Linked DNA regions of Homo sapiens: regions 2 and 3 are each linked to region 1. Evidence: chromatin contacts called from ENCODE Hi-C or POLR2A ChIA-PET data. All regions are on one chromosome and are shown on one strand. Each heading gives the region's core, a stretch centred on a gene start or an enhancer-like site at or near the end of the contact. The rest is flanking DNA. Distances are from core to core; before and after follow the strand shown. Region 1 overlaps LINC01619 (long intergenic non-protein coding RNA 1619). Region 2 holds the start of LINC02397 (long intergenic non-protein coding RNA 2397). Region 3 has its middle 18 kb from the start of CLLU1.

The links. A loop is a pair of places that touch in the nucleus more often than their neighbours do. ChIA-PET counts read pairs that join two places held with the same protein, here RNA polymerase II (POLR2A). Pooled maps may share reads with other maps.
Region 2: a map with no recorded cell type shows a loop between it and region 1 (4-fold over the local background). The contact joins the promoter of LINC02397 here to the enhancer-like site in region 1. A Hi-C loop is called at or near these places in 1 of 37 single-sample maps with no recorded cell type and 9 of 50 pooled maps. POLR2A ChIA-PET finds 5 or more read pairs at or near these places in 1 of 52 experiments (OCI-LY7).
Region 3: a loop to region 1 is called in a pooled map, with 4 times the contacts of the local background. The contact joins two enhancer-like sites. A Hi-C loop is called at or near these places in 1 of 168 maps with a recorded cell type or tissue (naive thymus-derived CD4-positive, alpha-beta T cell), 1 of 37 single-sample maps with no recorded cell type and 9 of 50 pooled maps. POLR2A ChIA-PET finds 5 or more read pairs at or near these places in 2 of 52 experiments (GM10248 and activated B cell).

The regions. Positions count from the first base shown.
Region 1 is chr12:92,063,461-92,066,842 of GRCh38, reverse strand. The region is part of intron 1 of LINC01619 (long intergenic non-protein coding RNA 1619); the gene reads left to right. Among named protein-coding and RNA genes, the nearest start is that of LINC01619, 78 kb to the left of the region's middle. Within about 2 kb of position 1,607, at least 10 of the 41 ENCODE cell types and tissues checked have a DNase peak (open chromatin) inside an H3K27ac peak, as active enhancers do.
Region 2 is chr12:92,465,429-92,467,928 of GRCh38, reverse strand. It overlaps LINC02397 (long intergenic non-protein coding RNA 2397), which reads right to left and starts at 1,250. Exons shown (of 2, transcript NR_144532.1): 1 at 927-1,250. RefSeq lists enhancers at 66-125, 906-995, 1,196-1,345, 1,102-1,609 and a silencer at 1,322-1,616.
Region 3 is chr12:92,402,229-92,405,610 of GRCh38, reverse strand. No RefSeq gene overlaps it. Among named protein-coding and RNA genes, the nearest start is that of CLLU1, 18 kb to the left of the region's middle. RefSeq lists cis regulatory regions at 320-769, 1,400-1,933 and an enhancer at 1,362-1,611. Within about 2 kb of position 1,635, at least 7 of the 41 ENCODE cell types and tissues checked have a DNase peak (open chromatin) inside an H3K27ac peak, as active enhancers do.

The sequences.
Region 1 (3,382 bases), core at 358-2,857:
TGTCTCAAAAAGAAAAAAAATGTATAGATATATATCTATGTATACACTTCCATATACATACATGTATGTGTGTATACATACATTCATATATATATGTGTGTATATACAATTATTGATCCTCTATTTAGTTTCACTGACTTCTGCTACTACTTATGGGCTCCACCAGCTATTTGATTCAGGAGTCTAAGAGAGACTTGAATTGGTTGTGGAGGGGAAGAAAACTCTGAGCAATTATAGATTCTAAATTAACCTTAGCTTCCAAATTCTCTCTTTCAAATATTTTGATCCTGTGACATTATACTCATCCTCAAAGTGAGCCACAGTCTTTTCCAGTGGATGCATCTCTTGTATCACTTAACATGACTAGCCATTAGAGAAGTTTCTTTGTGTTCAGTTAGATACTAGAGACTCCATGCATCTCATGACCATGCACTCTTTCTGTAGTAAGTAGCTAGAGAAAGCAGCAGGGTAGTATGTTGCTTATCAGAGAAGTTAATATATCCATCTTCTCTCCCCTCATTTCTTTTGCTCAAATGAAATTTGGTATTTTGATAACTAAGACACAATTTTACTTATATCTATATTTTGATAACTGGACACACTTTTACTTACATCTATACTAAAATTTGAATATCAGTTATGGGGATTTGCTAGCAATTATGCCAACAAAATAGTAGAATGACATCCATGCATATCAAAAAAGCACAACTGACATATTTAGAAACATCTCCTATTAATCCAGGTTCATTTCAACCTGAATTCTATTTAAAGTCATGAAAAAAAAGCAAGACACAACAATTATTTAATCCGAAATGTGATGTACAGTAATGATTCTCTTTCATCCTAGGACAACACATTTCATACGTGTAAGTGACTAAAGGGCAATGACTCTTTATGGATTTTCCCTTTGGTGACCTTTACAAAAAGTCTAAGGTAAAGTTCTAACTCAGTTCATTCTACCTCCCCCTCACTGCTCTAAAAGAAGTATTGGGGAGGTGTCATTTCTACAAATCAAGTTCTGACTCAGTGCCAAAAAATTTTTAAGGAACAGAATTCTATATGCAGATTGCCTAGCCCAAGACAACTTTATAGTCACCAGGACATTTTTTTTGGAGGTGGGAGGGTGCAGTTCTCTGTTAAATTTTATTATTACATAAAACATAGCCTCTTCTCTTTTTTTTTCTGTACTTGAAAAAGCAGAAACTTTTTGTCATCACATAAACTTATGGAGTCATAGAATCTTAGGATTGTAAGGGACATTATAATGTAGTCAACATTAGAAATCAGCTACTTTAAACTCTTGCTAAATGCTCCCACTCCCCAACTCTGCTGTATTTTTTTTTCCTTTAGCTGAGAATTGATTTAAGGGAATGCAAGATTCTGTGAATGCCTGAACTCTGTTTCATGTCCTACTTCTGTCTTCCTCTGCAATTTGTTTAAATGACTTTGCCAGGAGGACTTTCCAGAGGTGGGGTTTTGTTCTTGAACTCATGTGAGAACACATTCGTGCCCTACATTCTGAGGGGAGGTGATCTCGGCGGGGATTTTTTTGCTCATGGAAGAAAAATATATGAGCGCATTTTTTTCTACTGGGCACAGCTGGTAGTTCCCTACTGACTGGTGTTTGTTTTGAAGTCACGTGGCAAAGGGGGTTTCTGCCAATGTTTACTCATTACACATTCAAATATGACACCCTGACGCCCATTCACAGTAGAACTTCAATGTTGCTATCCAATTCTCTTGCCAGAAACGGAAAGTTTATTCCCAGAGTGAAAGTTGCTCTCTTCGCAAATGCAGAGGGTTTAGTGCTCAACAGTGATAGTTGAGAATTGTTGGTTTTTAAATATTAAATTTATTGAATTATTTAATTTTTACATGATTTAAGTGGACTGCTTGGCTCATTATACCTAAAATAATTCTTAGTCAGTACCGCATTTATTAAAGAATAACTTTATGCTACAAGGAAGGGAGGCTGACAACCACTTTATACATTACTACCCTGATATAACTGAAATAATTTTATGCCTATTTGGGGCCCCTCCCTGTGAAAGGATGATACACACCTGCCATATTGCATGTGGGCAATGCTGTGACTTGCTTTGGCCAATGAAATAAGGGTGAAAGCCACTTTCTATCAGAAGCCCTAGAAGCCAGTGTGAGGTCCATCAATTGCACTTTTCACACTGCCACATTACTGGCAATGATCCAGATAGAGGCTGTTCTGTCCGCTAAGTCCTGGAGTAAACACAAAGCAGACCAAACCCACAGCAGACAAGGAACATGAACAAGAAATCAATCTTTATTATAGTGAGCTCCTGAGATCTGAAGGCCATTTATTACTGCAATACAATCTAATACAACCTAGCTCATTCTGACCAATGAAGATTGTACATTGGAAAGAGCAGAAAGATCCTAAGATAAATCCTGGTTCTGCCATTAAATAATGATGTGAACTTGGACATTTGGAAAGTACCAATGACTTTGACAACTTGAACCTCAGTTTCCTCTTGTGAGAAATGGACATAATAACCATTCCCTTCCTGATCATACAGAATGGTATGGGGCTAAAATCTCATCATTTATGTTGTAAATAGTACACTGGAAAGAACTATTGCCTATATAAAAGTAAGGCACTAAAATTATAATTTCCTTTTTTAGTGAGTCGCGTGTACTGATCTTCACCTCTTTTCAACTTTCTAGTAAATAGATGTTCTGAAGTGTATCCTCGTTATAAAGTTTTAGAAGTAATCAAACACAGATAGTCATACTTTCCCGAGAATGGCACTCCTGACTATAGTGGACCATTCTTTTTTAAAAATCTAGCTTTGAGATGAATGGATACACGTGGAGTGCTGCTGAGACATATGGACACTTGCCTGGCCAGGCCAATCTGCCCGATTATCTTTTCTGAGCCATGAGCATATCATGTTCTGGCCAAACTGCTTTTGCATTCTGAAAGAACATTGTAACAGACAGAGAATACTGTTATTTATTTTACCAGGAAGAATTAGATAGTGAAAAGAGCATTAGCTTTAGAAACAGGCAGACTCAGCCCATAGTAGTCACTCAATAAATATTTGTTGAATAAATAAACAATCAGTTCAAATCTCACCAACGATTTCTAACTGTGTGGTCTTGTGCAAGATATTTAACCTCTCTGAGTGTCAATTTTATTATAATTCCTACCTTAAAAAGCTTTTTTTCTTTAAAGATTAAGGAAATGGTAGATGTACAAGGTCTATCAAAGTACCTAGTACAGATTGAATAAATGTGAACCTTTAGTTAATTAGCCATGTTCTTTTCTGGAGTGGGTGACCAATTTATAGAAAAAAAAGTGGGCTTTAGGGCTTGTTTGCAGGGCTTCATTGGTGAATGAAGTCTC
Region 2 (2,500 bases), core at 1-2,500, 400 kb before region 1:
AGACATTTCAAATTTTAAATTCTTCTCCCAACTCCTATACCTGGCTCTTTAATGTTATAAAAATCAGAGGATTCCACTAGGGGGGATAAATGTTTTGAAGAAGTAATCCATTGATCACTTCCTCTCACTCGACATGTTTAACTAGATGGAATCAATACTTCTTAGCCTAGCAATGGGTTTGTAAAAAAAAAAAAAAAAACGGTAACACAATTGGATGTTGTAAGGCAACTTAGGATAAAAGGATCCTGTAGACAAATTCCTCCTTATCCCTTACCCCACCTGTGAGCACCTTTGATTAAAAGTCAGATCTGTATGGATATATTAAGTCACCAAATTCATGGAGGTTAGGGCACAAATCTTTTTTTTTCATTTTTCAGTGCATTTACTTGTCATCCAACACCTGCCCTAATGACACACACAGAAACAAAGAATCTTGAGTTTTAAACTGAGCACAAGAAATTGAAAATATAACTATGTAAAACATCAAAAGTCCCACCCACTTTTTAAAAGAACTTGCTTAATTCAAGCATATTTAAGAAATAGTGCCCCTGTCTAACACATTTCTATTACATTAGCACAGTGCCTACTTGCAGGTTTTATTTCTTGCAGTTCAATGAGTACAGTATTTCAACTGGAGAACTCGAAACAGACACAAAGGCTTTTTTTTTTTTTTTTTTTAGTTAACCCTTCAGAGAAAACATGCAGGGACAATCACCACTTCTTCATTTTCACTGTCACCTGGATTCACAACCATGCAGCCAAAGACAGTTTCAGATGGGCAGATGGCCCTAGTGGTTAATAGAGATGAGAGAGGGAAAAGAAATAAATGAATGCTCTGTTTTCTGTGTAAGCAAATAAAAAGGCAGAGGAAACAAAAGGAATGAACCAGCCAATGGGGTTGAATCATCGAGTCCCTCTAAACATACCTTGACTTTCCCATGCAGGGATCTACTTCCCCGATAGCCAGTTCAGCGTGGATACTCATGCCGATGAGCCTAAGAATGTTTGCCTGTCAGAGATAAACACTGCATTTCTGCCTGCTGCACACAGAGTTGCTGGAACCTGACAATGCCGTGTGCGAGTAATAAGCCATCATGAAATGGTGAAAGAGTCAGGGCTCTTGAATTACGCTTGCTTTATATGGGTTGAATTGCACATCTAGGGCAATGTTTGGCCAAGTGAACAGGGCATGCAAAGACCTTGCTTCCTCTCTGTGCTGTGGGGAACTGAGACTGTGCCGGGCCTGCAAACGCGGTGAGGAAAAATCCATTTGAATGCTTACTGCTGAATGGTGCTGGGCATTGTCAGCTTTTGTTTACTTCATCTTACATGTGAAGATCGCAGCTGTTCCTTTCAGTAAAAAGAAGTAGGAGAATGTAGCAACCAACCTCACATTTTCCCCTCCTCCAAATGTTTGTGGAGCCCAACAGCTGTCTTTGCAAATCCTGTCACTCAGGATTGGAATGGTTCTACATAATCAAGAATGGAGTGGTGAGGCTGAGATTGTTGGCTGGCTCGAGGTAGCAGGTGGGAATGAACTGTTCTCTTAATGGGCTCACTTGGTCTGTTCCTGCAGGGACTGACTCAAAAAAGAAAAAAGAAAGTTTAAAGGAGGCGATGAAGGAAAGTTGAACACATATGTCTTGTATTTCATACGTATAGATCTGAATGGCTGTGAAGCATGAATTCACTGGTTGTTAGAATTGTAAGGGATTTGAAAGGTCCTATTGTCTAGGAGTTTTCAAATTATTTTTAGCAGCAGAGGTTTTTTTTTTTTTCTTTCCTCAAATGAAGTCTTAGACTAGGGATATTGTGTGATAAATGAAAATACCTACATAGAATAAGCGGAAGCATCAATGGAAAACTGGGCTGGGTATAAGAAAAGCAACTTCAATAACAAATGAGCTCAGTTCTGGTAACAGGGCGGGAGTCATGAGGACTGAGGCAAATTGGATGTGCTTGGAGAGGACGAGTGCTCCTCCTTCTCAGCACAGCCACGCACGGCATAAGGATGTTTTGGTCAAGAAAGACTGCGTGTATGATAGTGGTCCCAGATTATAATACTGTATTTTTATTGTACTTTTTCGATGTTTAGATACAGAAATGCTGACCATCGCAATGCACAGGAATGCCCTAGGATGGCGGCCAAAGCCTTCCGTCTCCCACCCAGCCCATTTTCCTAACAAATGTGCGCATTTAACATTGTTTTTCATCCCCAAGAATGGGGTATCAATAGAATCTACAAGACCAAGACTTAAATGAAATGAATCAACAGTAACACAAACAGTAGCAATTTTCAATTAGAAATTTAAGGAAAGCTTCATAAAATGTTCATAGAATTCTGTCTCAATTCACCTAGCCCATTTCAACTGTAGCGTAGACGTCTGTTGTTAACAGCCTTAACATCTTTTTTGGGCTTTTTGCAAATATGAGTACAATTTACGTCATTTATTCCCACCCAATAGATTAAATGCCAGGAGTCTGGAATACAGAGAAAAAA
Region 3 (3,382 bases), core at 386-2,885, 340 kb before region 1:
TACAAAAAGTTTTAAAATTTTATATAAATGTAATTGTTAAGCCAAATTTCTTGCATTGCTATAAGGTTTTATATTCCCAAGAGAAGGTTGTTATACTTATGCCTATACACTTTTAGTATATTCTATTTGATCTTGTATTTTCAATCTAAATGGAAGTTACTGCATTCTCAAAGCCCTCCTACTACTTAACCGTGGCTAATACAGTTTCCTAGAACACAAGGAGAGTGATCAAGACTCATTTGTTAGTGTAAATGTCTTTTCCCTGGCATTATAAATGACTAGTGTCAGGGAAAATTACTAAGCTGATATTTAGGAAATTTTTTTCTATTTTTGAAAAGTTATTAAAAACACACACACACACATACACCAGCACACATTCTTGGGATGAAGCCTAGCACAACTGTTTCAATGTGAATTCCTTTAGCCTTTTCTCCTTTTGGACAGGGAGTTTCACTGTGTGTGCTGACACATTGTGTGGGGTTGAGAAGGACAAGAAAGGAGACCAAAGATAAGGCAGAAGAAGCGGGTGGATACCACAGATAACACTTTAGGCAGGTTTAAAATTCTTATTGAAGAAAACTCACCTAGCAGTGGCTGAACTAGGTGACCCTGAAGGCTCCTTACAAACCTATGATTCTCATAATCTATCTCATAAATAAGCAGATTCCAGCCCCAGAAGCCTCAGTGTACCAACCTAGGAAACGGTAGCATTCTTTTTTTGAAATACTTGTTCTAAGTACTGTCTCTTCAGATCAAGAATGGTGTTCCTTCTTAATAGCTCCTCCATTATCACTACTCCCCCAATCACTATCTTTGTGACTATGAAAGCCTGACTCTGAAGGCTAATCCTTAACCTTCCTGGTCTTCTTTACTAAAGTCAGTCTTTGGTATGAGTCATTTGAGATGGATGCATGGGCCTTTTCTGTAGTAATAGCAACAACGATAGTAGCAATACTAATAGTTAATATTAATTGAGCACATACTACATGTGAGGAACATGCTGTGGCATAGGTACTATATTACTAACTACCACATGTTACTGAAGAGTAAGCTGAGGCACAGAAAATTACATAGTGCCAGGGGCAGTTAAATAGGCACTCCTAACTATAGAATGCAAATTACCATTCACACATGGGCATAGTTCCTGCCATTTACCACCCTCAGAGGCTGCAGACTTAGCTGCCAAACTGCCAAAGGTTTACACAGATGTAAATTTCAGGCTACATGAATCCCATAACTTTTTGTGCCTACTTTTCACTAATTCACCTGACTTTGACATCTCATGCTTCTATAAATGTCTTTTAACTCAGTGGTTAATAAGAAGCTAAAATGGTATTTTGGTATAATTACAAAGTAATCAGCATAAAGTTTTGGGCAACAATTGAATTAGTGGCTCCTCGAACAAAAGGACAGAACATGTTACATTTTAACATGGTGCGTAAAAAAAATGCTTACAGGATCAAGGCCATTAATCCCTTTAGTTCACTTGGACTGAGGGTGGGGAAATCCCAAGAAACAGCAATTCAATCACCTTCTTGAACAGCCCACATGCTCAGATGATTTCTGAGAAATGAACTTAACTTTTAGAGGTTTCATGATCAGCTGCTGGATGACATCCGGCACCAACTTAACCACTAATCTCAGATCTCATAGCAACACAGATCGCCTGGAACTCAAAATAGTCCTGCCTCAAGCTCTTTTCACTTCTTATCACTTCAGCAAGAGCATGTGAAGGAAAGGTGTCTATCAGCCAACAGCTGCTAATTTTCAGAGAAATGAATGGATGTGTGGCTGCTTCCATTTAATCAGTCACCATCTATCTCAGCAGTATTAATGCTTCCATTTGACCAGCCACCTCTATCTACACATACTTCTTTTTTATCTAAGAGTCTACTGGACTTTTTCAAATTCATCTGAACATGTGATATTTTCACAGGGCTCAACATTGAACAAAATCCTCTTTAATCCTAACCTTTCACCACTTTATTTTATTTCTCAACATTTCCCTTTCATAGAAACACATTGGAAGCTAATCCCCAAGACTTTGAGAGAAGTCACCCAAGAAAGTCTGACTTTGCTGGAAGATCTTTAAGCTGCTTCAAGCCTTGGATGTCATCTGATCACTGCTCTTGATTTCTTTATCCTTGGACTGCAGTTAGAGACTTGGCTGCTATAAAGTGAATTACTCTTGAATAAGGGCATAGTTTCCACTGTGATAACCTTGTTTCTATCCATGACAGCTAGGGAAACTGCAGCCTGAGAGTGCTTTGCTTGGTAGCAGGTGTAATGTAGTTTTGACTAAAATTCTGTTGAAGAAAACTCTCTCAGCTTGCCCCCAAACAATTTATGTCAGCAGAAGAAATAAATAAAGAAATAATAATAGAGTATATTGTTTGAATTTGTTGCAGTGGGGTATATTGTTTTATGACAAAAAAACAAGTATCAATTTTTAGTTGCACACTTCTAGGTCACCTAAATGGTTGGTTCTGGCACAAAATTTAATATAAGGAAATGTGAAAACTCCTCCCCTAACTTCTGCCAAGCCTCTCCTGTATGGTTAACTGCTGCTTTCATGTCCCCTGTCACTGAGAGGACTTTGGTAGTCATATTTCATCTCTGTAATTCCCATATGAACTTGCCTTAAGTTAAAAACAACCAAGGATACATTCTCCTTTGCTTTGTAGGAGGTGGTGCCCAGAGTTCATAAACTGAATTTAAATTATACCAAAAGAGATCTTCAAACTGTGAAGAAAGCCTAGCATATGACAGTTTGCTCATAAAGACCAAGTAAAGCTACTGTATTGCAGAGGAACCAACAGTTTAGTATAATCCAATTCAATTTGCAAGCAATCATTAATTATTTTCTGGGTTTATTATATCATTAATAGCTGTAAATAAGCCACGTATTTCAGTTGAAAGGAATCAATTCTACCTTTAAATCAAATTTGAAGAAGAGGAAGGGGAAAAAGAAGAAGAGGAAGAGAAGGAGGAAGAAGAAGAAAAACAAGAACATGAAGAAGAAGGAGGGGGAGAGGTGAGGAGAAGAAAAAGAGGTAGTGGAAAAATAAGGAGGAGAATAGAAGGGAGAGGGATAACAATGATACCACCTTTTAAGAAATCAAAAACTGGATCTGTTAGTCCTCCCTCCCTCTCAGGCACCCAATCTCAGGTGTTGCTAGACAGAGGACAGCAAGACCCTTCTAATTTCCCACCGCAGCAATACACCCAAGTGCCATCTCTTCCTGAAATGCTAGAAGGGAGCTAACATTCACTGGGCTCCTCTTACAATCATGTACATTCTTTGGTACTTTACATGACTTAGATATATAGTTCCATTAATTTCTCAAACAATAGTATAAGGTAGACAATGTTATTTCCATAT